Regions from separate parts of the Homo sapiens genome. Here region 1 is linked to region 2. Evidence: chromatin loops called from intact Hi-C (ENCODE). Cell type or tissue: IMR-90. All regions are shown on one strand. Links, peaks and the distances in the headings refer to the core of each region. The heading gives the core; the rest is flanking DNA. Region 1 overlaps ALG9 (ALG9 alpha-1,2-mannosyltransferase). Region 2 holds the start of LOC644277 (a long non-coding RNA gene).

What was found. Hi-C counts contacts between places; a loop is a spot of excess contacts. Peaks named below come from ENCODE experiments on the same cell type or tissue, not always from the same donor. Only the 100,000 strongest peaks of a DNase experiment are listed, where the experiment ranks them.
Region 1: a loop joins it to region 2, with 10 times the contacts of the local background. A loop is called at or near these places in 28 of 110 quality-filtered maps.

What each region holds. Positions count from the first base shown.
Region 1 is chr11:111,836,762-111,849,731 of GRCh38, forward strand. ALG9 (ALG9 alpha-1,2-mannosyltransferase) reads right to left here. Exons shown (of 15, transcript NM_024740.2): 9 at 7,840-7,962; 10 at 3,894-4,048; 11 at 1,488-1,638; 12 at 707-854. Among named protein-coding and RNA genes, the nearest start is that of ALG9, 28 kb to the right of the region's middle. RefSeq lists an enhancer at 2,241-2,742. In IMR-90, for the core only: a CTCF peak has its summit at 4,880 (motif pointing left); a DNase peak (open chromatin) is centred at 4,840.
Region 2 is chr11:111,445,480-111,461,790 of GRCh38, forward strand. LOC644277 (a long non-coding RNA gene) reads left to right here and starts at 3,859. Exons shown (of 4, transcript XR_001748381.1): 1 at 3,859-4,014; 2 at 4,861-4,966; 3 at 5,768-5,930; 4 at 7,930-8,066. LOC107984386 (a long non-coding RNA gene) reads left to right here and starts at 385. Exons shown (of 3, transcript XR_001748382.2): 1 at 385-488; 2 at 2,655-2,748; 3 at 3,074-3,165. It also overlaps a transcript of BTG4 not described here. RefSeq lists an enhancer at 1,173-1,352. In IMR-90, for the core only: a CTCF peak has its summit at 9,421 (motif pointing right); DNase peaks (open chromatin) are centred at 6,752 and 9,432; H3K27ac peaks cover 302 bases.

The DNA of each region.
Region 1 (12,970 bases), core at 637-8,636, 390 kb after region 2:
TAAAGTCAACACTTAAAAAACAAGTTTTAATTTAATCATTAATGACTGACACAGGGTCTTTATGAAGCATAAGAAACTACTACCCAGTAAAGCCAAGCTACTGAAGCCATTTCTCAAATGGAGCAACATGACTCATCTTAACCAGATTTCCCTTTAACCTACACAGGACTCTTCTCTGGCCAAATGAAGCAAACTACAAAGAACTTTAGGGCCTATGCTCTCAGAACCACAGAAAGCATAAAGGAAACTGGTATAGACATTTTAACCACAGCCTTCCCCAGTGTCCACATAATGGTGGAGAACTTTCACTACTGTTGGGTCAAGAATGTCTTCTCTCTTCTAGCTGGAGTTTCTAGACCACTTTTAGAAGAGGATTAACATCAGATCATTATAGAAATGTAAATATGAATCCCCACGAAGAGCCACTGGCAAAAGCCTAGGACCCAGGGCATTTTCAGAAGTCCCCAGACACCTGCAGTTATGGGCAGTGCAGAATGTCTACCTAGACCCAGCCCTCAGCCTAATAAGCCTAATGAACACAGGAGGCAGGTACACAGTACACAGGCCCCACAGCTCTCCGACGTGGTAGATAATTCAATAACTCTCTGTGAAAACTCCAAAAGAAAACAAAAATTAGAAGACACTGATATAGAACTGCTCTATTTACTCCTTCATTTAAAACCCTAGGAATTAAAGGACAACTTACTTGTCAGGAAGAAGGAAGCTGCTGGGAAATCGATACCACTCTTTTCCCACACAGACATTCACAGGTCTGCCTTCTGGGACAGTGTGGATGGTTGGGTCTGTAGCAATTCGGTAAAATTCTGGATACAAATCAAGGGGCCCGTGATATCCTGGAAGGGAGAACAGTTAGTGAGAGCCAGAGATGAGTAAGATGAGATTCTCACTTTAATTATACTGCTCATTAATGTCGCACTGTAAGCCACAGGAAATTTAAAAGGCAGGAAGGGCCATAGCCATTCCAGCATGAAGCCTGCTCTGCAGGTATAAAATGTCTCTCTAGCTGGGAACACGGTTACAGCAGAGGCCCTATTCTGCAAAAAATAATTGGCTTTCTTGCCCCTCTCTATGCTCCTTCTTCTTTTTACCTTCATTTTCCTTGAGCATATTTTTAATATTATGGATCCAAACAATGATTATAAGAAAGAATATAATCATGAAATGTTAGCCCAAATTTGCATTTTAAGTTTAAGGCTTCCTTAATTTATCAGCATCCATTAAAAGAAAAAAACAACAAAAATAGACAAAAAATGTACAGTTAATCACACTAAAAGGAATTCTCAATCTTCTCTTCAATCCTAAGATACAGAAGTCATATGCCACTCATTAATATTAAGTCTACAGGTTCTCTTTTTAGAAATGGCTTCTTAGTATAAGCCAAATATGTATTATATAATCATGAATCAAGTAAAACCTAAGAGCAAGTGACTCGTCAGTGTAGGTTAAGATATTCTTAGAAGATCTACCTCTGAACAGTGCCACAGAGCGAGAAAATGACAAGAGCCCAAACAGGAAGACAGTTCCTAATGCCAGCCAATTCGATGTCACAGTATAGTGCTCCAGGCGATATCGTTGAAACACAAAGTGGTAACATTTCTGGAAGTACAGAAAACTGTGCTGATAAAAGAAAATATAATTTGTAGAATATACATAATTACAAGACATCACAGTAACATCAAGAGCGAAGCCAAAAAAGAGGTTCTATTAGGGATCTGAGCATTTGCCAACAGTGAGGTACCTACTCCAAACTCTAAGATAAAAGCCAACTCCTCTAAGACTACCTGTAGTCTTGGCCAGGCAGAGGGCTTGCCAACAATAAAATCTCACTAGCTTCATAGGAAAATTATTTGAATATTTTGCTAGCATTTATAGTCCTAATAAGTTATTTTTTTTAAATATTTAAGCAATGCTTTTTTGGTAGTTTTGATATATAAAGTATTCCAATTTGTTTTTGATATAATGAGTACTAATCTTTACTATCAAAGTTTTTATCAAAGCTATTAGTATCAAAAAAAGGTCTCATGACCAAATAAGAAAAAAGAATTCCCCTTATAGAACACTAGGAACATGCTCTTAATTATATGCTGAATGACTTTACAAACTAGATGAATATAATATAAACACACATGCATGAATTCTGCTGTCTTTGAGTACCTTCTACTCAGACTTCTTCCCTTCCTTCCTTCCCTTCTAGACAGAAACTACTTACAGAAAGCAATTTTCCAATATATAACAAATGGCATAAATCTGTTTGAACCTTTTTCATATTTTTTGGAATCTATCCTGAGGAATCAATCTAAATATCTAAATGAAGATATTTATCCTAGCATAATACTGAATAAATGAGCAACCTAAATTCTACCATGAATTATATCCAATAATTACATTATATAAAGTCAAGTCAATATATTACATATTACATAATAATGCTATATATTATATCCAACTCAGAACATTCTACAGCTACTAAAATGATAAGCACAGAGAATGTTACAATATTAAATTAAAAGGGATATAAAGTGGCTGGGTGCGGTGGCTCACGCCTGTAATCCCAGCACTTTGGGAGGCCGAGACGGGAGGATCACAAGGTCATGAGATCGAGACCATCCTGGCTAACACAGTGAAAACCCCGTCTCTACTAAAAATACAAAAATTAGCCGGGCGTGGTGGCGGGCGCCTGTAGTCCCAGCTACCCGGGGGACTGAGGCAGGAGAATGGTGTGAACCCGAGAGGCAGAGCTTGCAGTGAGCCGAGATTGCGCCACTGCACTCCATCCAGCCTGGGCGACAGAGCAAGATTCCGTCTCAAAAAAAAAAAAAGGGGGGGGGGGATATAAAGTTACATGTATACTTATTATTACAACTATAACAAACCTTGGTATATGATATACAAAAATGCTGGGAGGAGTTTTTGTTAGGTTAATGTGACTAATTTTTCTTTTACTACTTCCTAAATTATCTGCAATAAAGTTCAATTACTTTTATAATTAAAATTATTTTTTAAAACTATCACCTAATATTGATGAACCTTGAAAACATTATGTTAAGAAAAGCCAGTCACAAAAGACCACATATCATATGTTTCCATGTATAGGAAATGTTCAGAATAGGCAAATCTATAAGAACAGAAAGTAGATTAATGGTTACTTAGGGCTGGTGAGAGATGAGAAAGGGAATGGGGGAACAATAGCTAAAGGGTACAGGGTTTTTGATCTAAAACTGACTGTGGTGACAACTGCACACATCTGTGAATAGACTAAAAACCACTGAATCATACCCTTTAAATAGGTAAACTGTATGGTTTGTGAATTATATCTCAAAAAACCTGTTAAGAAAAAAACCTATCATCCTAATTATTTTTTTTCTGCCAACTGCAAATGGTAGCAGAGGGCAATACAGGGTTCTGAGGCTACTGAAGCCGTAAGTACAGAGATATTCAAACAGAGTTAAGATGAGCTCTGCCAGAGAATTGACCTGGGCAGGTTTTCAACCAGGATTACAAAGTGCCCCATACTGTGAACTGCCTGCTGTGATCCCAAACTCTTGAGCAAGTTTTGTTATGATCTAGCAGTTCAAAGAGCAGACATTCCATTACTTCTGCCACAGAATGGAATTCTGCAATTGGATTCCTGTTGGTAACAGAGGCAAAGTAACACACAAATTAACACTGCAAACATGTAATCAGCAAATACAAGTATGGTAAACAGCTAAGCAATCAATATAAGAAGGTTTAATAATATGATCTATATCAGGTTTAATGTTATGGATAAAATATCTTAGGTGGAAGCATTCTGTAATTTGCACTTAAGTTTGTGAGCAATTATTTAATAAGTAAAAAAGAATGAGGCAGATACACTTCTCCCTGAAACTCACCTGAAGTGCAGAGAGAGCCACAGCGCCACAGAGACATATAAGTGGATACACAGGGAAAAGAAATCTCTCCTCTTTGTGAGGCTGGATGAAGAAAATTATAAACCAAATATACATTGGAGCCAAGGTAAGCCAATACGGGTGGCCTAAATTCTGAACTGCAAGACACAGAAAAATACCCATCTTTCATTATATTAGAACAAAACAACATATTTAGTTTTAGTGTTATCTTGATCTCAAATTTAGGAGTATGCCCTAGGACACTCCATAGAATGTTTCTACTCTTGTATTCACACTTTCTCCAATGCCATAAAGGCATCAAAAGGAGAGAAGAATATACTCCTTAGCTCTCCCAAGAGATCTAAACTCTAACAACAAGCACAATACTAGATTTGGTTAGGACACATATAAATGTCAAGTTAATGGCTAATAGAACTTAATAAATTCTACGTTAGATGAAGGAAAAATAAGCCGTCTCCTTTAATGAGTCCTGCCACTAAGACGAAAAGTTCCTGAGTTTAACCAAAAGCATAACATAAATTCATTTCTGGGGTTTTAATTCCAATGTTCTGTTTAATTGGTGTCTCTTATCTATACACCAATCAGTCTGTTCAAATAGCCATGGATCAAAGGAAAACAAAATTGTTGGATTCTCAAATTCATTACTGGTTTTCATCAAGCCACAAATGACGGAGTTTGTTTCAAGGCAAACATAAAAATGCTCTTAAAGGAAGTTCAGTGATTGTTTTCTCTCCATTTTGCAATACTCATCCACTCCGGATCCCCAAATTGGAACAAAAATGTACTTAAAGCATGTGAAAGAATTAAAGGAATGTAATGAACACTAAAACCCAAGAACCTGCTGGAAAGTTCCCGTGGTTAGGTACATGAGAAATGAGAGATAAGCCTGCAACCCACAGTGAAGGCATCTCCTACTGCGTTTACAGGAGTGATAATGAGCAACGCAAATGCGGGCAAATGGTAGATAGACAGCGCCCCCTGGTGTCCACCATGTTAACAGTAAGCCAGTTTACAAGATCAGGATTATCGTCAAGATCCACTTTAGCTATGCCTAATTTAGCATTCCTAGGCTATCACTTTCACTGTAGAAATTCTTTAAGGATAAAAATTCTTGAACTACAATAACAAGATTTTGTTTCAACTTTTGCTCTAAGACATTATGGGATTTTAGATAATAATTTAGAATATATACCTTTCTAGGTAGTATATTTTAAGGGGGAGGTTTTTTGTTTTTTGTTTTCTGAGACGGAGTCTCTCTCTGTCACCCAAGCTGAAGTGCAGTGGCACAATCTCGGCTCACTGCAACCTCTACCTCCCAGGTTCGAATGATTCTCCTGCCTCAGCCTCCTTAGTAGCTGGGATTACAGGCATGCATCAACACACCAGGCTAACTGTTGTATTTTTAGTGGAGATGGGGTTTCACAGTGTTGGTCATGCTGGTCTTGAACTTCTGACCTCAGGTGATCCACCCGCCTCGGCCTCTCAAAGTGCTGGGATTACAGGCGTGAGCCACTGTGCCTGGCCTAAGGTGGGGTTTTTTAATTAGAAGAAAATAAATCCACTTATTGTCCACAAGTAAACAGTCCTTTTCTCTTCTGTACCTTAAAGGCTAACGAGTAATCTTTTTTTAATAAGGCAAAAAATTTTGAAATGTCCTCCATAAAATATACAAAATCACAACCACAGCTAGATATGATGAAATCAAGAGTAATTTCTTTCCTGCTTCTTAATAATTTTCTATGGTTTGGGGGACTTTTTTTTTCTCTTGAGACAGGGTCTCGCTCTGTCACCCAGGCTGGAGCATAGTGGCACAACCATGGCTCACTGTAGCCTTGACCTCCTAGGCTTAAGCAATCCTCCCACCTCAGCCTCCCAAGTAGCTGGGACTACAGGTGTGCATCGCCATGCCCGGTTAATTTTTTAATTTTTTTCGTAGTGACAGGGTCTTGCTATCTCACCCAGGCTGGTCTTGAACTCCTGGGTTCAAGCAATCCTCCCACCTCGTGCTCCCAAAATACTGGGATTATAGGCATGAGCCACTGTGCCTGGTCTTTTTTCTCTTAAAAAAGTATTGGTTCTATTCTAAAATCACATAAAAATATAAAGAAAAAAACAGAAAATGTTTTCTTACTAGGTAGATATGTGCATACATTATGCATTTTAAACCAATATTTTATACTTAAAATTTTATCATACTGTAGAGAACAGCTTAATATCCTGTTTTTTTACTGACGTTACAAGCATTTCCAAATTTTCCACAAGCATAAATAATTATTATTGTTGTTTTTAAAAACAGAGACACAGGTCTCACTATGTTGCCCAGAGTGGTCTCGAACTCCTGGGCTCAAGCAATCCTCCCACCGTAGCCTCCCGGGCAGCTGGAACTATATGCACGTGCCACTGCTCCCAGCTATCATAAATTATTTTTATAGTCAGAAAAATAGCTATTTTCAAAAAAAGAAAAAGTGATCCTTAAGAAATAGAAGGGATAGAGGAATAAGTTAACACCTCAAGGGAGCAAACAGCTGAGTCTAAAATGTGGGACATTATGCAAGATGATGGCCTGGTTTCTTTAAAGAAATCTTCGAAAGAAAAAAAGTAAGATGGGGGTCTTCTTAAAAAGCTTAAGAAATATAACACTAAATTCAGTACGTGACCCTTGTTGAGATTCTGCTTTAAACTAACTATAAAAGGCTATTTTTCAGACAATCTAGGAAATCAATGGGTATTAGATGATATTAAGAAATTACTGATAATTTTATTAGGATAATGGCATTATGGCTACGTTGAAACAAAAGTCCTAACACCAAAGAAAAGTGACTCTGAAGGCTGCTCTAATATTCTTATAATACAACGAACTCATTATAAACCATTAATAGTAGAAAAGCAGAATGGAGGTGGGATGGGGGAACTGATCATATGGCATCCAAATCAGACTGCAAAGTCTGAAATTAAATCTTTTTCCAAACCTCATATGAATTTCTGTTCAAATCTGTCTTCCATAAAAGAAATGAGAGGCACTAGATATCCAGAGCCACGACAACTTGAGAAAACACCAGCTGTGCACTACAGAATCAGAGCAAGCAAAGCAAACGACAAACCAAACTTTCTCCAATAAGGCAGACACAGAAACAAAAAGGAACAAAGAAAAGCATCATGCTTCTGAGGAAGTCCAAAGCTTCCCTTACTTCACTATCAAATTTGGGGAAATCCCTGTATGGTTCAGATTTTATACTTTCGTTTGAAGTACTATCTCGTGGATTACCTTAAGCAACCTATCAGGTTAATATACACTTCTTTAAAAGATAGAAAACTCAAATAGGCTTGTTCTCTTCTGAGATTTTTTTTGAGATGGAGTTTTGCTCTTGTCGCTCAGCTGGAGTGCAGCGGCGCAGGGTCTTGGCTCACTACAACCTCTGCCTCCTGGGTTCAAACGATTCTCCTGCCTCAGCCTCCCTAGTAAGTGGGATTACAGGCATCCACCACCATGTCTGGCTAATTTTTGTATTTTTAGTAGAGATGGGGTTTCACCACGTTGGCCAGGCTGGTTTTAATTCCTGACCTCAGGTGATCCACCCGCCTCGGCCTCCCAAAGTGCTGGGATTACAGATGTCAGCCACCGCGCCCGGCCTCCTTCTGAGATTTTATAAATATTTTTACTTCCCTGGGTGATTGTGTAAATTATATTGACTTCCTCACTTAAAGCAATAATAAAGCTCTTCCTCCTGTCAATTTAATTTGCCACAATTCACCAAATCTTCACAAGGGTTCAATGGATCAACAAACACAGACTGAAAATTCAGTAAGCCAACCATTTCCATAGGAAGAATGTGGAAAATAAAGTAAGTAGGATTTTCCTTCAGTTCTTGGTATACACCATTACTTGCTCTTTCCTCCCAAAACACCTACCATCTCTTATGCCACTCACCATGAAATCTCTGCAGCAGGTATTCCATAAGAGAAGTCAGTGGTAGGACTAGGAGAGCCAAAGCAAAGGCTACATTGAAATTCAGAAATCCATTAATTAAATAGAAATACCAGGGTTCTGTACCTGAGGGAGACATAAAGGTAAGAAATCATTAGTGGATGCCTTTAACACCTATTACGGTGCTTGACATATAATGTTCTTTGTTGGAATAACACTGATGATCCTATGCCTCATGGGAATGAGAGTGCACAGCCCACTCTTCCCATGCTAAGCTACACAAAAGAAGCACAAGAGCGAGATGGAAGAGAATGGGATTGGTCATGAGGATTTAGGGAGAAATCAAGTTTCAAATAGTTAGCTGTATTTTCTATACTGACCACTATATCTAGCCCAAATTGCTATGCCCCAATGGAACTAATACTTTTGAGAAGCACCAAATAATTTAAATCGCTTTAGAGCCACATAGGGCTAAAATAATAAAACTGCCATTTCAATTTAACTATTCTCTCAAGATCGCGCAGACCAAAGGAAAGAGTGATAAAAAAACTTAGTTGGTGGCTGGGTGTGGTGGCTCATGCCTGTAATCCCAGCTACTAGGAAGGCTGAGATGGGAGGATTGCTTGAGCCCAGGAGGTTAAGGCTGCAGTGGGCTGTGGTCGTGCCGCTGCACTCCAGCCTGGGCGACACAGTGAGACCCTGTCTCAAATAAAAATAAAAATAAGGAACTTAGTTTGAGCTATTCAGGCATCTCCCATTTTGTTTTCATCTGCTTGTCCCATTTACATTCTAGCATCTTTCCCCTTGATATGCTCAACCACTTATAGTCGCGTACATTGGGCAACATGTGTTTGGTATAAAGCAACAACCCGTTTTTCTTAGATCATGTTCAGAGGCCCAGGCCTTGCTGAGAAGCTTTAAGGATTCAGAATGAAGCAAAATCACTAAAAACACAAGTCTTACTCACACTATTTTTTATTCTTTAACTCAAAATCCTTACACCCAAATGATGAGAAACAGACCCCCTCTGCACATTTAGCAGGTTTTTCATCTGCTTTTCCCCTCTGTATGATTACTTCAATCAAGAAGTGAATGACACATGCGGGTTTTAATCACTGTGTGTTGTGACACCCGCCTTGCACCATAGCAATTTCCTGCAATCAGCATTGCTTAAAAGGGTAATCAGAAGGCAGAGGAATAGTCAGAAAAACCTGACATTCTTGCAGCTTGCACAGCAAAATAAGATTAGAAACCAAACCCATAATGCTAGAAACATTTAGGGGAGAAGTAAGAGGGAGGGAGGTTACACTAAGGAAAAGTTCAAGTTCAACTGTGCGTCACCTTTGGGGGAAGCTCACTCCTTCCTGTCTCAATACAATGATAGAGAATATTCATGAACAGAGGTCCTATTCCAGGCCCAGTTCATTAGGGACATTTTAATCTTGTATTCTTTACAAATATGCATTTGGGTTATAGAAAACTAACGGATGGTTTTATTTTCAAATCAAAAATGTCTTTTCTGAATCTTAATTAGAATTTAACAACATTATTTTTTAAACTGAGTCCTTTAGGATCCAATTTCCAGAGAGGTAAGCTTTTGCACAATCCTCTCCTGACCACCAGTGCGGAAGCAGGGCTAGCAACCTCTGACTCACCTTTTTCTTAACAGGATTCTGGAAATCTGAGCTTGTGAAGAAAAACCATAGAGTGACCAGACAGAAAAGGGGTTATCCTTTCTATTATCTATTACAGATGTCAAGCACCAATAGGAAAAAGCCACTTGTCTCTTTCATATTTGCAAATACAGACTGTTTTTTTCAGGAAAGCACTTTAGCTTCCAGAAAATATTTGTCTCTAACACAATTTACTATACCCTCCTGTTACAGCTATCTTTTTATCTAGGTATACTGTACTCTGAGATGAGGAAACAAAAGTATTAAGCTGGTAAATGCAATCATTTTTATGTATTCAGAGCTCATAAATCAAGTTTCCAACTAGGCTGTGAACATTTCATAACAGACTGTTATTTCCCTGAAAGATGGGGCAAAAATTGGGGGATAAGCCAAAAGTGAAGAAGGTTCAAGTGTCAACAGTCTTAAAAACAAGGGCAAAAGGGAACAAAAAGAGTGACTTCTATCAGCCAGAGTCCTCCCCTGCTTGATGACACATCTGCCTTAGGAAAGCAAAGGGTATAAACTTTTATCTCTTTTCAGGGAGATATTCAATGCTGCTGCTCAGAAAACATCAGAGCTGAACTATGCAAAAAACCATGTCAGAATGACAAGCTAAACGCTGAACTGGTGCAAGATGTTTAGGTGAAGGAAAGCTGGCAGCAGGGTCTCTGCAGGGAGTGACTCACCCATCCTCCTCTTTATGGAAAGTGCCTCAAGTCCTTTCAATCAAATGAGCTAAGGGAAGCTTTCAAAGAAGCTAAAAGAAGGGATAATGTTTACTGCTCCATAGATTGAATGAAGGAGAACTACTTCCCAAAGTTATAATTTTATAGACCTGTAGGAACTAAATCATAGTAAGACATCCTTATAAATGTCAAATTTGTACCACCGAGAGGGAAAAGCCACTAAGTTCAAGAGAAATGATTAACAAAAGAGCAAAGGCTCTAGAACAGTTCTGGCTGGCAGTGAATTCTAAGCAGGACTGATAAGACCCCACTGGGGCTTCTTCCTCTGCCACTGCAATTATGGAAACCTGTGGGCCTCCCAACAGAGGGCATTTGCGGGTATCGTCTGAAACTTTCCATCCAGTGATCAGACAGATGTTGATAAAACACATAAACAGGCAATGGGATCCTGTCCTAAGCTGCAAAGTGGCAACCTGAGCAGATTCACTGTTCTTTCTGAGGCAAGAGTATTTCCTGTAAGTGTATTCCCATGCCTTCTCCAGGCCTGTGCACTCCTCAGCAGAGAGCACCACTCTTCACTCACCAGACAAAAATACTTGCCAGCATCAACATCTGAGAACTTGAAATGTTATGAGGGGCAAAATCAGTGACAAGACCAATCACTTTCTTTTCTGCAACACTAAATTTCGCCTCTTGATCTCTGACCCCACAGAGACATTTTGCCTAAGACTTCACAATTCTAGTCTATCCTATTCTAAATTTTCTAAGTGCCAAATGTTCTTTACCTTATCCAAACACTCCTTCTTTCTTCAACAAAAGGGTCTGGTACAGCGCTCCCATGTAAAAGGAGAACTTGCCAGTGTGCACGTCACTCTGCCACTCAAGCTCGCTAGGGGCTCCTGATCACTTTCCAAACCAAAATGCACAAACCTTCAAAGGTATAATTTTCCACCTATTCTATAGATTGGATCCTATCTTCTCCCACCCTCAACTCATGCTCTCTGCTTTAGTAAGCTTATTCTCTGGTAAAGTCTCAGTAGCCAAACTCCAGGGTTTTGCTAAGGGTCTTGTTTTCAGTGCAAAGAACACGGGCTTTGAAGTCAGACAACACTAGACTCTTATCCCACTTTTGCTACTTTTTTAACTATGTGGCATATTCCCCACCATCTCAACCTCAGTTTCTTCATCCAGGAATACAAATAAATAAGGCCTGTCTCAGAGTGTTTTGAGTGAAAAAAGATGGTATGTGAATAACTTCTGACACACAGTAGGCATTCAATAATCAGAAGATATTGTAATTAATATCTTTCAAAATGTACTCCCTTTATTTTCCCCAGCTTCAAATGAAAGGTGTCAGCTCAAGTCTAGAATGTCTCACTAATACATGCTACCTAGCCAGGAAAGTGTAGAAAGGTCCCTTTGAAAACCAGGAACAGTTCGTGACCAGCTTGACCAACATGGAGAAACCCCATCTCTACTAAAAATTAGCTGGGTGTGGTGGTGCATGCCTGTAATCCCAGCTACTCAGGAGGCTGAGGCAAGAGAATTGCTTGAATCCAGGAGGCAGAGGTTGCGGGGAGTCGAGGTCACCCCACTGCACTCCAGCCTGGGCAACAAGAGCAAAACTCCATCTCAAAAAAAAAAAAAAAAAAGAAAACCAGGAACAATAGAAAGGGTAAACATTTATATGATTATAACCACAATGGAGTGATTGAAATCATCTTGCTCATGTCTGAATAGTTTCTACCTAAAATCCAACCAATGCTGTAAAAATAAGTTTTTATAAAGAACTCAATATTCAATCTTTTTGCTTCAGCAGTCCCTATATTTGACATTCCATTTGTCAGAAATGTACCCCTCTTGCATTTACTAAGGACACTCCTACTCTTCCTTCCAGGCTCAGCTCAAGAGCCGCACCTTTCTTGACACCACCAGAAGGACATGCTCCTATGATTCCCTATCTTTCCCCTGTAGCACATAAAACACTGTCCTGTAATTATCTATTTGTGTGTCTGCAGCCTAATTAGACAGTAAGTACTATGATGAAACAAGATTAATGCTCAAAAGCAATTTATTCAATGTTTCTTTCTTTCTTTCTTTCTTTTTTTTTTTGAGACAGGGTCTCCCTCTGTCGCCCAGGCTGGAGTGCAGTCGTGCAGTTTCGGCTCACTGCAAGCTCTGCCTCCCGAGTTCAAGCAATTCTCGTGCCTCAGCCTCCTGAGTAGCTAGGATTAAAGGCATGCACCACCACGCCCAGCTAATTTTTGTATTTTTAGTAGAGATGGGGTTTCACCATGTCGGCCAGGCTGGTCTCGAACTCCTGGCCTCAAGTGATCCACTCACCTCGGCCTCCCAAAGTGCTGGGATTACAGGCGTGAGCCACCACACCTGACCTTCAATGTTTCTTTAACTGAAGCCCATTTGTCCATCCAGTCAAGAAATATTAATAGGCTTAGTATGTTCTTACACATGAGAAATAGCACTAAGAGATGTATGCAAAAACTATCTTTTTTCCTGTTTTTAAATTGTTTTAAGTTCTGGGGTACATGTGCAGGATGTGCAGGTTTGTTACATAGGTAAACTTGAGCCATGGTGGTTTGCTGCACAGATCAACCCATCACCTAGATATTAAGCCCAGCATGCATTAGCTATTATCCTGATGCTCTCTCCCTCCCTCCGCCCCCTCCACAGGCCCCAGTGTATGTTGCTCCCCTCCCTGTGTCCATGTGTTCTCATCGTTCAGCTCCCATTTATAAGTGAGAAGATGTGGTGTTT
Region 2 (16,311 bases), core at 4,572-12,571:
TGTTATATACGTGGCCCTATAAGGGCAGTCCTCTGTATTCCCACAGGACTGAGCCTAGGAAAGAGGTTCATTAAGTATTTTGCCACATTCTAGGCCCAACATATCCCCAATTGCTAAAGGCTCTGAGGCAGGACATTTCAAAGCAGAGAACAATTGTTCTCTAATTAGGATCTGATTTTTAATTTAAACTTCAACCTGAAAAGCAACCTGAACTCTATTTTAGTCTTTTCCGGTTTGCCATTCCTAGAAATCCTGTCCAGTGACCTGACCTTGTGGGAATTTTCCATCTTGTCTTGTGTTGACTCAGGACAAGACACTTCCTCCCTCTGGGTCTGAGTTTCTTCATCCACAAAATAAAAGAGCTGAAGGACACAGCCCCTAGGATCCCTTCCAGCTCTACTACTCTCGCCAGTTGGAGTAATCTGAACCTACTTAGGCCCCCAGGACCTTTCACCAGCCAAGTACAACCTCCTTGTCCCACTCACCAGGTAAGAAGTTACCTTTGAGATGGATTTCACAGAAGGGAGGAGAAGTGCAGAGAGCTAATGGCCATGATTATAATAGAAACAGGATAGAGAGACCACAAGGTTACAGAACATCCCTTAAGACCTCAGAGCAGTAGGAAGCTTTCCCACCTACCTACCCAGAGCAGAAGGAAGGTTGACAACGTGAACCTACTTTCTACTACCTGGGAAATGTATGTGATTGGTATGGAGCGAACAGGCTTCAGAGCAAGAATACCTGGGCTCTACCCTGGCCTCACCTCCTATTACTGGTATGATCTTAGGCAAGTGATTTCATCTTTTTGTTTCTCCATTTCTTAACACAATAAGTGGGGTTCATTACAATGTCAATCTCACAAGGTAGTTGTGAGTACCAAAAAGCGTGGTGCATATCAAAGTTCCTCGCAAAACTTTGATACTGAAAGCATGGTCCAATGAGGTCAGCCTTCACTGAGAGCTTCTTAGAAAGGCAGAATCTTGGGCCCCACCCCAGATCACCCATACTGTTGAATCAGAATCTCTGTCTTTAAAAGATCCTCAGGTGATTGGCAGGGACAGGAACGTTTTGGAATTGTTGCAAAACATTACACAGATGCTAATCTTACTTCCTATAAAAAATAATTAAGATCATGACACCAATAAACACACACACACACACACACACACACACACATCCTCCCCTGCAACAGCATTTCCTCTTCTCCTTCCACTGGACTCCTCCACGCCCTGCTCACCACTTCCTGCAAGCTCACAGTGCCACCATCTGGACAAACAAAGGCAAAGCAGATGACTGAGATGTGCAGGGAAGGACACTCAAGGGCCTGGAACACCCAGAAGAGAAGTGGCTTTGTGGGAGGAAGTCAGCCTGTGCTGAACATTATGGTAACCACCAGCCACCTATGGCTACTGAGCACTTGAAATGGGGCTACTACAAGCTGAGATATGCTGCATATCCAAATGCACTCTGGATTTGAAAGACTTACTACAAAAAAAGAATGTAGCTCCTGGAAGCTAAGTCTTAGTCCTAATTACTGCGTGGCTGTCCCCCCACAGGTAGTCTCTGTCACAACTCACCACCTGCTCCCTGTGCCCCGGGAACTTTCCTCTCTGGAGCAGGACCCTACAACGCCTCCTTCTGCCACCTCTGCCCTTTTGAAAAGTAATTAATGACAAGGCCAGGACCTGAGCCTTTCTCTCCACCACCTGCTGAATGCTTTATCCGATACATCATGTGGTTATCCAAGGATTCACTGGCAGTTTTACAGTTTCCAGTTTTTCTGGGTATGCATATTCTTTAAGAGCACTTGACTGGTTGCCTGAATTTTCAGTCTTTCTGGACCGCAGTCTTCTTTATAAACTGGGAGAAGAGAACTAAATAATCTCCAACATCCTTTCTAAAGCTAAAACCATATGGGTCTCTGAAACCTGGCTGTACACGCACCAAAGGCAGAAGCCTCGGGTTTTATTTCCTTTGCATCTCTCCTGCAGCATTTCACACACGGAGAGTACTTAAAGGAATCTGGCTGGCTTTGCCTTGCAGAAGAAGGGAACTGAGATGTCCCTTGCCCTCACTAAGCCCAGTTATGCACACGCATGCACACACACCCCACCAGCTTCTCTAGGAAGGAAAAGGAGATAGGAGATAGAGAAGAACCGTGGAGAGCAGAGGCGGCAGATGGAGGCATTCCTCCGGAGAGGAAGGTTCCCGGAAGACAGGGAGGTAGGAAAAAGAGAGTGGAGACACTTAAGTTGTCTGGGCCAAAGCTGCTCAGAGGATCCATATCTTAGATTTCATCCTCATGAAATATTCAGTGAGTGCATCCCGGAGCTCCCATGGGTGGCAGAGGCTGCCCTTCCTGGGCATTTCTCTCTGAGTTGGGATCCTGGGTCCACTTGTCCCTGTGCCTCTCCTGTACCGCCACCCTCATCTTGTTTTCTCATAGTGTTGCTGGCACTGGGCCTCTGTGCTTTGCTGCCTTCTAACTCTCCATCTGCCTCCCCAGCGGTCTTTCTCAGCATCTGTCCACCCTCTTACTTCTATGCCTACCTCTCTCTCTGCCACTGTCACCCCACCCAAGGGTGAGGATGCTCCCCTTTGAGGGCACCCCAGTGACATGGGCTTCCATAGCTGTCTTCTGCCATGCCCTCCAGAGTGCCACATGCCTGAGCACAGAGAACCCTCAGGACTGCGGGAATGAGACGCCTCGTGCAAAAGAAGAGCGAGACCCACCAGGATGCAGAGAGGGTAGGAGCTGGGGGTATAGTTGAGGAGTGGGGAACAGAAAAACAGCTCTGGGGGAAGATGCTGGCTTTATGAGACACCTGGGCTGGGCTAGGGCTCAGAAGCCCCCTAATGGGAGAAGAGCACTGTCAGGGGTCCACTTGTGCCCCTGTGGGATCGTGGGTGACCCACCGCTCCTGGAAGCTAAGTCTTAGTCCTAATTACTGCATGGCTGTCCCCCTACAGGTAGTCTCTGTCCTAACTCACCACCTGCTCCCTGTCCCCCGGGAACTTTCCTGTCCGGAGCAGGACCCCACAATGCCTCCTTCTGCCACCTCTGCCCTCCCAGGTTCTTCAACCCCTGGCCCGGCCAGGATGCCTGTTTCCCCTGTGGCTCAGAGGCCACCCAGCCAGAGAAGGGCAAGGACACGTGTGTCTGCCGGGGGCCTGGGCGAGTGTTCCAAGTATGTCCTCTGGCAGGGGGGCCCAAGGACAGGCTGCGTTTCCAGGACTGTTTTGGTCTCAAGTCAAACTCGGCTCAGGTGTAACTTGACCAGGGTTGGCTCAGGTTTCCAAGTGACTTGGGGATAGGGTTGCCAGATAAAATACAGGGTACCCAGTTAAACTTGAATTTCAGATAAATAACAAACTTTTTTTTAGTCTTGCATGGGACATAGTTATACCCAAAAAAAAAATTGTCTAAAATTCAAATTTAACTGGGTGACCTGTGTTTTCATTTGCTAAATCTGGCTCGCCTTCTCCAAGAAAATGACAGACTTTATGTTGCTTTTTGCCACGATCACTTCCAAAACACATCCTAGCCCAAGCCCTTCCAACTTGAACGTTCTCTGCAAGCCAACAAATGTGCATGTGAATTCTTCCTTTGCTGAATGTCTCAAGTCTCTTTTTTTATTGAAATGATAGCACCAGCCAGACCCTTACCAGAACAGGCTGGTCTCCCCCTGACTCCTCCCCTGCCCTGTTTATTGCTCATTTCCCCGCCCCTGCCCTTGTCTTCTGGCCCATTTCCAAAAGGGTCACAGCCAAAAACCTGGGCATGGTTCACCACAACGAAGTATTAACCAACCAACATGAACCAGCACTCCTCCCTCCCCCTCCCCGCCCCCAGCCCAGTGACAGTCGGTACCCCTGCCTCCCGGGCCACCGAGACTTTGGAGAGCCAATGGGCTGTGTCCAGTGGGAACACAGGAGCTGCAAGGACGGAGCCACTGGAATCAGGAGGGGCTATGTTTGACCAAGGCTCAGTGGAATGACCACTGTGCCCACGAGGTAGGAGAATGCCCATCTATTATGTCCTTGGCCTTCCTGCCCCTCCACCCTCCCATTCAAATGTCCACCATTCCAGCCACTGGGCTCATTCCATTGCCCCTCTCTGGAAATATAGAGGTCAGTACTTTGCACTCTCAGGCAGTTCCTAGAAGCAGCTGGAGAGAATGAGGAAGAGCTTCCCCAGGGAGGTGTCCCCAAGAAGTTTGAGTCTTTGTGCAGGTGTGTGCCACACCAGGAGATGCCCATGGACATGACCCAAGCCCTGGGGCTCTGCCTGTGCTGGGGACAACAGTCAAGCAGAATGTGCAGCCCTCTGTGCCCAGAGAGACAGAGACACATCTTGCAGCTCAGCTGCCCTGATGGCATCCCACAGATTTCTGTCACTGAAGGCATGGGGAGTCAGGTACAGTACTCTGAGGTCCTACCTCATGCAGAGCCAGGGCCTGTGACTTCTGCCTCCAAAGAGGGAGCATGCAGGACATGCCTATGTGCAGGGTCCAGAGGCTGCTGCTGCCTGGCCCACATCACTGGCACCTCACCAACATCAGAGGCTCAGAACCAGAGCAAGGCCCCTTTGTTGATTTTATTTCATCCTACAAAACTCCTTGAATAAGAGGTCATTGTGTTCATGAAAGAAGAGGGACACTGTCCAAGAGGTCATGACTCCAGGCTGCCCCTGCCCCATGGAGTTCTTGGAACTATTCCCACCCCCACCTCCCTTGTGTCCTTTCAGGACACTCAGACACAGCTCAGGGAAGGGGCTGTGTTCGCCCTCCCTTCCTACTGGGCAAGTGTGTGACTCCGTGTCTTGAGGGAAGATCTGACACTGCCTCTTTTCGTTTCCAGGATTTTTACCTTCTGGACCAGCCTTCCCCACCACGTGCTGTGGGCCATCCCTGCAACTTGGACTTAGGGCAGAAGTCTGTCCCCCTCTATGTGGTCAAGATGGATGGTAAGAGAGCTGGACAGATGGAGGCCACAGGGAGGCCTGTGGCTCGGGACCACACACATGCAAGCCTTGTCCTTACCAGGGCGTGTGCTCTGTCCCATGACCAGAAGCTGAGGTTTGACAGGGCAACCACTCCCCTAGGGAGGGCTCCCTGAGAACTGCATGCAAATTCTGACCCCCCTCAATGTTTCAGAAAGTTGAAGCTACCACGTGCAAACCAGGCTGAACAGCTGCTGATTATATACATGCTCTTGGGAAAACTCTTACCCCGGTCCCTGCAGGGTCAGAGGGAATCCCTGCTTGTTCTAGCGCTTGGCTTCCTGGGCCTGACCTGACCAGATGGTGAGCTACTACACTCCCTAGGCCTTCCCCTCGGGGATCCCAGGTGTCCAGACCAGGATCCAGGTGGGCATCGCAGCTCACCTGTTGCCCCTCCTATCCCTCCCCTACCCTTCCCAGGTCCCAGCACAAACCCATCTGAAGAGTGGCAGCTCTCCCTCATTCTCTGAATCTTACCTAGGAAAGTCTAGGGAAGGACATCTGGACTCTTCTTGGTCACTGAGCCTCAACTCCACACATCTTGGGGATCTGCTGCCCCCAGAGCCAGGCATCCGAAACCCCACAGTCTGCCTCCAAGTCAATGATACCCTGGCCTTCCTGGTGACTCATGAGCATTACCCAGAGTATGACCTGTGAGTGTCCAGAGACCACAGCCCCATCATCATGGAGGCCCTAGAGAGGAAATGCCCCTGCATCAGCCACCACTCCCAAAGGCAACGTATTCCCTCCTTTCTCTCTCCTCAGGGGCCACTTCTATAACACACTGGAGCAATATGACTGGCGGCGCTTCCGGGCCCTGGCTGAGGAGTCCCAGCTCTATGAGCAAAGCCTCAGCCTCTTTCTGCAGCAGTTCCAAAAGCCGGGCATTTATGTCTTTCGTCTGAGCAGCAACCGACATCGGAAGATGGTTTGTCTACGATAATTTGCCTCATTTAAGACATTATCCCATTATTTCCCCTCTCTTTAAAAAATACTGCTGCAGGCCAGGTGTGGTGGCTCACACCTGTAATCCCAGCACTTTGGGAGGCCAAGGAGGGCAGATCACCTGGGTCGGAAGTTCGAGACCAGCCTGACCAACATGGAGAAACCCTGTCTCTACTAAAAATACAAAATTAGCTGGGCATGGTGGTGCATGCCTGTAATTCCAGCTACTTGGGAGGCTGAGGCAGGAGAATCGCTTGAACCCGGGAGGTGGAGATTGCAGTGAGCCGAGATCGTGCCACTGCACTCCAGCCTGGGCAACAAGAGTGAAACTCTGTCTCAAAAAAAAAATAAATACTGCCTCATAACCAGCTCAGACAGATCTGCAGGGAAGGAGATGCCCTGATGTCCCTATCAGTTTCAGGGTCCCACAATGCTAACAGATGGTCCTGGGATGCCAAAGTTCATTTCACAGCAACCCAGCATGTGCTGTGCAAGGAGGGGAAGGTTGAGAGGATGGGAACACAAGTATGTATTCAGGGACATCAATGGCATTGAGCGGCTTAGGACCTCTGGCTATCTCTCCCAATCCTCCACTTTGTCTCCCCCCGACCCCCATCTGCCAAGCCCACCTATGCATGGTTTTATCTGTGTGACCTGCACATTGCACCACCACACTGATCCAGGTGTGCTGTTAGTGCCACACACAGCATTTAGTATCTCCCTGTCAGCACAACATCCAAGAGGTTTTACTGGCTTAGTCCCAGAACATGCACACAGCTCCCTCATACAGATAGTCATCTGATTTGAGTCATCTGATGTGAACAAGTTTCCCAGGAAAACTCTGATTCTGCCTCCCAGTCCCCAGGTTTACACAGTCATCCAACTATTTGGTCGGTGTTGGCCGGCGTGGGTCCCACTCTGTCTTGTGGCCAGTCTCTGGCAGACAGTGGGACAAAGACTGAACAGACTTCTTTCCATCCATTATGTCCGGGCCCTCCCGCCAGGGGGCCAGTGCTGTGGGGAAGGGCCCTTTGCCTCCACAACTCCCAGGTATCTCATCCAGACTGGCATCGCCAGGATCCCCCAGGCCCTGAAGAGGTCTGGCTGGCCAGGACTCCTGGGGGAGATTGTGCTGCTCCTGGGGCTTTGAGTAAAGCCAGACAAGCGACATCTTAACCACTCCACAAGACCACCTCTCCAATCCCCTATAAGTGGGTCTTCCATTCCTGTTTATGATAAGCATTCTAATAGTTGCTAAGATGCAAAGGTGACAAAGGTGCAGTTTCAAGCCTCCAGGGCTTGAAACAAATACATGTCAGCAAATATAATGGAGCTAGCTAAAGCATGTCCAGGGTGCACACCAAGGCAGGAGTTGACTGTTCTCCCTGGAGAGGGTGGAGGTCAGGACAGACTTTCCGGAAGAGTTGATGCCTGAATGAGGTTTGAAACAGGAGAATTATTAATATAATGTGGTCCCTGTACTACCAGAGGGTTGGTAAGTTGAGGAGGGGGTACGCAGTGGGGAGGAGGAACAGAGATGAGAAGGGGAGTATTGTGAGCACAGCAAGCACATAGGCATGAAACAACACACATCTCCTCTGGTGACCAAACGGGGTTTCCCATGACTGGAGCTGAGGTGTGAGGACAAGGATAAGGCTGGAACTGGGAGGGAGACTAAAATGGGATGGCCTCCAGGCCCTGCTAAGAAGTTTGGACTCTAACCCCTAGGCAAGGGATAAGAACTTTCAGCAAGTGAGAAAACCTGGTCCAACTTTTATTTGTACTCTAGCAGTAGGGTGGAGGACAGAGATGGATCAGAGGGGGAAAAACGACAGAGACCTAAACAATTAGTCCAAGCAAGAGAGGATGAGGTGCTCCCTAACCACGGTGAAGTGCGACCTGTTTCCTTTCAGAGTCTTCAGGAAGGATGCTGCTCCCTCAGCTCGCCCTTCCCTTCCCACTCCCCATTATGTACTCTGTAGATGCAGTGTCACAGCCTGAGCTGGGCTCGGAAGGCTGCTCCCCACCCCACCTTCAGGAGACATCAGCAAGAATGCAACCTCGATGCCTACACTTCCCCAAGAACTGGGATAATGTCAATAAGGAGAGGCCGATCTCACCAAGACTCTGACGCCCCCAGGGTTGAGGGGGGTCCTGGTGAGTGACAGGTGGGCTAGAATCCCAGAGGCACCCCCAAATCCAACTAGCCAGCTCCTGCTTCTTTTTTCCATCTTCCAAGATTGCTCAATTCTCAATTCCTCTTCATTCATCCACTGATTTGCTCAAAAAATCTTTTCTGAGTGGTACTGTATGTCATAACACTGCCGGGCACTAGGCATAGGCAATATAGAGCAGGAAAGAGACATCTAAACACACTTTCCAAAAGAAACATAGTATAACCGTGTACAAAGCAGCCAAGTTACACAGTGACCAGTACTATCTAGAGGAGCAAGTTGCAGAAGGTATTTATTGTATGTCACACTGAAGGGTTCCCCTTCTATCCTTGCTACTCACAGCATGGTCCTCAGACAGCCACACTGGGATTTGTTTGTGCTCCTAGAACTTTAATGTAGATATGAATTTCCTGGGGATCTTCTGCTTCAGTAGGTCTTGGATGAGGCCTGAGATTCTGCATTTCTAACAAATTCCTCAGTAGCACTGATGCTCCTTACCCAAGAACTACACTTTCAGTAGCAAGACTGTGCCTGGACTGTTGAGGCTCTATAGGAAGAAGATGCATGGAAGATCTGTAGGGAAGCTCATATTTGCATTTCAGGAGGATAATCCTTCTTCCCTCCGACCCCCACAGGTGGGAGCTGGGAGGCTGAGGAGCAGGTAGATCTGGAGTGGTTTGACACAGAGGCCTTCTTTGGAGACTGCCTCAGGCAGTCTCTGTCAGTGACAGCCAAACTCAGCCACACGAAGGAAGAGGTAACTGGCAGCTCCAGGCAACACTTCTACCCAAGACTGGAGGAACATGTGGGGCTAGAAAGAGTCTCCTCTTCAGGAGAGTTGGTTATAGGACATAGAGTCCAAAGAATATGGAACATAGAGTCCTAAAGGAATCAGAATAAAGGAGAGTATATGGGAAGGGGAGATAGAGGATTTCAGATTAAAATTAGAACTGATTTCATGAAACCTAGGGCTTCGGACCAGTAATAGGGATTCTACCAAGGCCACCATTGGAGTTCCTTCTCAGATCTCCATCCCTAGTCCTCGGTAGCCCAACTAGGTGAGCAAATTTATGCCAGTAGATGGCAGGCATTAGAAGCAAAAAGAATACATTAGAAGTCCAAGTACCAAAACTGGGCCAGGGCTTCCCCAGCAGAATGTGCATGCTGAGACTGGCTGGGACGAGCCAGTGTCTGTCCTCATTCACTCTTTCCAAGTGTCTGGGTTGGGGGTTGGGGGTTGGGGGGTGGGGTTCTGGAGTCTCTCCAGCTGTTGGCAGCAGGGGGCGCTGCAATCACAACAGTGAGAGGCTGGGTGGCTCCGGGAACAGAGTTCACACACACTCAATCCACCCTCTCTCACAGCTCAAACTCCTCTACCTTAAACTTCTGGGTGAAGCCCGTTCTCTCCAGCAGCTGTGGGGAACAAGGCGCTGCCTCCCAGCCTCCGCTAACCGGCTTCTGAGGAGCGTGCAGAGGGAGCAGCAGCAGGTGGGCTTGGTTCACGCCTTCCTCTCTGGTCTCTGTGCCCAAACACAACTCCCTCCCCTCACTGAGGTCCAGGCTCCCTCCCTTAGCACCTCCCCAACCTGTTCCATCTCCCTGGCCCTAAAGCTCTTACCTACAGTTCCCACCATCTCTGGGAATTTCTCATCCCCTTTGCCGCTGCTGCCATGCCTGTCCAGAATAACTCTGGAGTTCCCAAGGTGAGTGGGGTGTCCCCGAGCTTGCTGTCCCTGGTGGCTGTAGCGCCTGCAGGTGAGCAGGCAGGGTTGTCTCTGACCCAGGCTGCTGAGGCAGCTGCCTGGGCTGCAGAAGAGAAGGCCAGCCGGAGGAGGCACCTGGCAGGCGAGTACGCAGCCAGCCTTCGTCACCAACTCAAGCTCCTTCGCCAAAACCTCCTCGGGAGGCAGGAGCAGTGGGCCTCTTTCTGCTCGACGCTGAGGGAGGTTCAGCAGCAGTTGAAAGCACAGATGGGCTCCAGGTCAGAGAAATCCTCTCCGGCTGGGCAGAACCCAGAAAAGTGTGGATCTGGCCAACCTGGATCAGACTTAGGGAGACATGAAATGGGGAGGAGAGAATGTGGCTGCAGGGGGTCCCGGAACTGGCCAAAACAAAACGTCCTTTTCCCACCCCTGATTGCTCCTGTGCCCCTGCAGGGCAGTTCCCCAGCTGGACACGGTGCTGGGCCACCTGTCCCAGGTCGTGCTGCAGGAGGGCCACCGCCTGAAGGCCTGGGGCATTCTGGGCACCGGCACTGGGGCGGAGCTACTGAGGCCAGGTGAGCTTTGCTTGGGCCTCAGCCAGGGCCCCCCAGGAAACCTGGCCCTGAATCAGGGCAACTAGCCCTGTAGAAACTCCAGTTCCACCCCCAGACACCCAGCAGGGGAGGAGAGGTAGAAGAGGGCAAAACAGAGCGGACACCCCAAGGTCGGGAGGGGCTTCCCATGCAATGCCTGCCCAAAAGAAGAAGGAGCCTCGAAAGTGGGAAGAACCAAGGAAGAAACAAAGCCATGGCAAGTCATAGCTTTATAGATCCGGAGGCACTTCCTGAAAATAAAAGCCTGGCAGATGAAGGCAAACGGCCAAGTTTGGTAAATGATGAACCTGTCTTGGGGTCTCGCAGGCCTGCTGAGTCCTGGGAATCCCGTAGCCCCCCTGTAGGCTGTTGCCACCATTTCCCGAGGCTTTTCCAGTCTCTGCCGGCCTGCGCAATGATATCACAATGGCACGTGGAATACTGCTCTGGAGTTAGCAAAGATGAGACCCCTGCCCCCTCAGGAGCACAATGTCTGTGGAGGCTGGGGAGGAGTTCTCACCAGCTCCTTCCAGTCACCAGCCAAGGGAGTCCCCGCATGTTCCCTCTCCCACCGGCCCCCAGCCCAGGGCTGAGCAGGCAATGATTGCTTTCCTGCAGCCCCAGCAGGCCCTCCTGGTGCTGATGACATCAGTGTGAACCCCGTCACCAAGTTGATGGTCCCTGGCCCCAACTCCTTGATGCTTCCAGCCAGCGGCCACGCAGGCTCCATACCCCCTGGCTACTTCATCCACCCTGACACTGGGAGGGTGCTGCCCGAGGCTGGACACCTGGGATATGATCTGCTGAGAGCTACCCTGGTGCCCACTATGGACACCAATGCCGGTGAGCCCCTGGCCCACTGACTATCCCCAACTCAGCTCTGGGCTTCAGAGATGAGGCAGGGCTTGCTGGGACTCTCAGGAATGAGCTCCCAGGGAGCACAGCACAGGACGCAGGGCTCTCTCCTTGGACAGTGGGGCTTGGTGACCAGCAGAGTAGTAAATACTTCCTTCCCCTCCTCATCTTGACATTCTTGCTGGATCCAGAAGGTGCCATGAGCTGCATGGTAAAAGGAGGCAGGTCCCAAGGCCCCTCTGTCCTGCTCTGCAGGGCTGAAGGAGGCTGGTGCATTAAAGGGTACCAACAGCTCCCTGTATCCCTGTCCAGGTGGTGTCCGAACATCAGAAGCTGCCATCCTGCCCTATGTGCCCTACCCAACCAGTCCCACCACAGGTTCCCCTCCAGCCACGCACCTGCCCATCCTGCAGCCAAGAAGGACGTCCCCGCTGGGGGCTCTCATGACAGACCCCGTCACAGGCATCAAGGTGCCCGTGCTGGCTGTGAATCTGCACCCCCAAACAAGGCAGTGGCTCACTCTTGGGAGGACATACTGCAATCCTCTCACCAAGACCTTGGCCCCTCTGGAGATGGGGGGCCCATGGAGGATCCAGTCACAGGAGGCATCTCGCCCATCCTGGGAGTCGGGTTGGATGAAAACACAGGTCTCCCGGCAGCCCTCAGCATTGTCCTCCCTCGCCCTCCTCCATGCCTGGCCTGGCCTCCCAGTCCCCTTCCTCTCAGCCCCCTACACCCTCCATGTTCTGATCTGAGCCACAAACTCCACCCACGACCCTCTTTCCACCCTTCATCCTCTCAGCCTCTTACCCCCAACCTTCCCTCTCCCCTTCCCCATCTCTACTCCAGTGCCCCTGGGGAGGGGAAGAGAAGCAAGGTACTTCTATAAAGTTAATGGACACTTTTCAACCAAAAAGGACCATTTCTCCACCTGTCACCACCATGCTCTACCCCCTGCCCCCTCCCTCTCCCCCTCCTCCTTCCCTCCCACAGCTCACTTCCACCCTTGTGCCCTAGTTCCCCTTATGCCACACCTGCCTACATCCCTGCTGGTTCCCTCTCCCACCTTGCCCCCTTGGTTTCTTTCTTCCAGCTCAGCTACTTGTACTGGGAGGGCTGCGAGATGCTTCGGGGAACCTCTTGCTGCCTGGTGACAGCTTTGTGGAGCCACTGAGCAGGAAGACAGTCCGGCTCCAGGGGGCTTCCTGACGAGAGGGCCAGACATTGCCCCATATGGGAGGGCCACAGGCCCTGCTGGACACCAATGTGCTAGTGGCCCAGAGGCAAGTGATTGCAGTGCTTCAGCCGTGCCAGGAGAGTCCAGAGTCGGGTGTACAGGAAACTCTGGAGGCTGCCATTAAGGACATGAGACAGCCACTGGCCTTGACTCTGCACCATGTCCTGCAGCAGGCTCAGAGGCTGGAGAGGCAGCTGGTGACAGCAGATGACATTGAAGCCAGTGGTGGCAGGATAGGTATGGATGAATCTGGGCCAGAGGCTCTCAGGCCCCGATATCTCGGGCCCAGAATGACCTGGTGCTTTGATGCTCCTAGGCCCATAAGCTCAGGGACAGGGCTGCAGCCCTACTGGCCATGCACATGCGTGACCAAGGGAAGAGAGAAGGAACTCCATGACTTCATACCCCGACCCCATGAGTGCTTGACTGCCTCCCTGTCTTAATTTCTTGCCAATGCCATTGAGTTATGTTATGGAGCATACATTCTCTTGTTACTTCATGGCTCATGAAACACCACCAACAGGTGCTATGATACCCATTTTAGAGTGGGAAACCTGACATTCAGAGAGTTAAATGAGTTGCCCAGCTGGGGTCCTCTAGCTGCAAAGCCTGAATCTCCTGAGTCCTCAATCCCTTCTCACCTTCATTCTGCAGCAGTCTTCCACTTCCCACGAATAAACGCAAGAAAGGAGTTCATCCCAAAACTCCACCTCCCACCGACAGCCCTGATACAAGGAAAGGCAAGGAGAAGTAGGAGTGGCATCTTCCTGGAGTTAATCTCACTCATTCTAGAAATTACCCTCTTCCCACAAATAACAACAAAACAAAAAGAACCAGGTCAGAATTGACTTGAGTTTGAAGACCTGCCCCACAATTTATTAACTCTTTGACCTTGGGCAAGTTATTAAAACTAACCCCTCCCTGCCACTGTTTTACCATCTTTTAAAAGGAAGAGTAAAATCGTGCATACTGGCCGGGCACGGTGGCTCACGCCTGTAATCCCAGCACTTTGGGAGGTCGAGGCAGGTGGATTGCTTGAGGTCAGGAGTTCGAGACCAGCTTGATCAATATGGTGAAACCCCGTCTCTACTAAAAATACAAAAAATAGCCAGACATAGTGGTGGGAGCCTGTAATCTCAGCTACTTGGGAGGCTGAGGCGGGAGAATCGCTTGAATCCAGGAGGTGGAGGTTGCAATGAGCTGAGATCACATCATTGTACTCCAGTCTGGGTGACGGTGAGATTCCGTCTCAAAAAAAAAAAAATTGTGCATACTTTATAGCTTGGGTTGTAGGACTGAGTGAAATATAACTTCTACAGAGTCCTGAGTTCAGATTCTGAGGAATGGCAGGTGCTCAAGAACACAAGCCCCCTTCTTTTAGAAGTTGTTCTCAGCTTCTCAAAAGGTCTGATGCCACTCAATTCCCACTTGCTTCTTCCAAAACAGGCCATTAGGGCATTGTCCTTTCTTCCTTTCTGAATTCAGAATGCTAAGTTGAGCCTAAAGAAAACAAATGTAGTGTTTGCAGGGAAGCCTCTCTGGTCAGGGACGTAGTACTTTGAACCTGGAAAGACTTCAGGGTGATGCTTAACCCGCAACTCCTCCTCTTCACTCCCTCTCCCCCTGGTGTTGGGAATGATGCGCTATCCTGGGACAGAGCTGTGGGCCCCAGCCCTGTATGGAATGGAGATCCCAGATCCTGAGGGCTCGGGGCTCATGGTGCCTATCCTGGGCATGGAGCATGATGAGAATTCTGGCGATGCCACACCGCTGGCAGGCTCAATGGAAGACGCTGATGGCAAAGGTAGGAGAGAACTTTGGACCTCTGAGAGCTCAGGAATGTGACTTAGCTCTGGGAGAGAAAACCCCCTAAAGCTCAGGAGGGGTACCCATGTGCCAAGGGAAGGGGTCATTCTGGTCTTCTGCTAGGGCTGCTGAGACCCAAAATTAAAGGTGCCCAAAGATTCCAAAACCCCAGGACCATAAATCATGTATGTCTCCCCTAGATTATTGGGTCCTTTCAAAGACCAGCACTTCAGAAACTCACCACCCACCCCCACGCCAGGGCTGTGGCCACCAGGAGCCCTATAATCCAGCTTAGAGCCCTTTGAAGGGCAAAAGGAGGTCAGGGGCTCTTCTGGCTTCCTTTTTGCCAGAAAAAGGACCTGCCTTCCTTCCCCATCTCTGGTTTCTAAAGCCAGTGGTGGGCTTGGCATCCCACAGGTCTAATCCCAATCTCGATTGGGGCTCAAGCCATAGACCCCTGGACTAGAAAGCCTGGTCCTGTCATTGGAGCTCAAACGGATCTCTCTGCCAGAGTGGTGGTGCCCGTTGTCCAGGTGCTGGAGGCTTTACCTCGGGGAGTGAGAGACCCTGGTCTGGTATGTAGGGGGGTTTATTGTATTCATTTATTCATTCATTCATTCACTCAGCAACTACATATTGAGAGCTGTGTTCCAGGCAACATGTTAGGCATTGAGATACAAGGACAACTAGATAGGGCTCCCAAGGAACTGGCTGGCCATGGGTCCCAAACAGTGGGTGGTTCACAAGGGTGTTAAGAAAGCTCAGGGGAGGGCATCTCAACACACACAGGAGAGCTCAAGGCTTCCCAAATGAGGTAATGCACGCAGCAGAGAGACAGCAGAGAAAGTCACTCCAGCCTCGGGGAAAGCAAATGCAAAGGCAGCAAGTATGAGAAATGTATCTTCTATCATGAAAGCCACGGGGAGCTGCTGAAGGGTTCTCAGACATGGGATATAATCAAATATAAATGCAAGACTTTAAATTTTTGAAAATATGAAACAATACAAAACATAAGTTACTCATACAATTTTAAAGTATGTCAATGAAGAAGCAAAAGCTTTCCTGCCCATTCCTCTCCCTCCACCCACAGTCAACACCCCCATGGCATCCCCATCCAGGCACTCTTTACCTCTCCCCCTGTCTCTCCCACCAAACCCAGCCACTTCACAAGTTGGCACACCTCCTCCCATTTATTTTTATGTTTATGTATGTGTAGGTACAGTCAGCGTTCTAGAAAGCTCTCCCTGGCAGCTGTGCGGAGGATGGATGGGAGTGGGGCCAGACTAGCAGAGGAAGCCCCGTCAGGAGGTTATTGCGGTAATTCAGCCATTGGCAGATCTCCACCACAATGAAAATGATTTAGGGCCCCCATACATTCTCAGTCTGGTTACGTTTCAGAAACTGTGATAAAAGGTATGTGATAAATAAAAGGTTCTTGTTAGAAGCCAAGAAATTTCAATTCTAGCCCTGACACCACTGTTTCACAGGTCAGTATGTCTTCACGATATGAGGAGGGTGAGAACAATTTCCTGCCGCCACGTGCCTGTCTCCTCTGGACTTCCCAAGAGAGGAGTGGGGGCAGGAGGCATGGGGGACTCTGGAGCAGGTGTCACCAGGAGGGAGGGAGGAACCAGGGAGCTTGAAGAAAATGTATGGTTATTTTTCTAGCTAAAACCACGTTGTTGGAAGGCAGAGGTGGGAGGATCACCTGAGGTCAGGAGGTCAAGACCAGCCTGGCCAACACGGTGAAACCCCGTCTCTACAAAAATATTAGCCGGGTGTGGTGGCAGTCACCTTTAATCCCAGCTACTTGGGGGGCTGAGTCAGGAGAATTGCTTGAACCTGGGAGGCAGAGGTTGCAGTGAGCCGAGATTGCGCCATTGCCCTCCAGCCTCAGCAACAACATGAGACTCCGTCTCAAAAATAAATAAATTAATTAATTAAATAAAACCAAGTTGATGGCCTCACCAAGTTTAGTCATAGATACCCAAGGTCA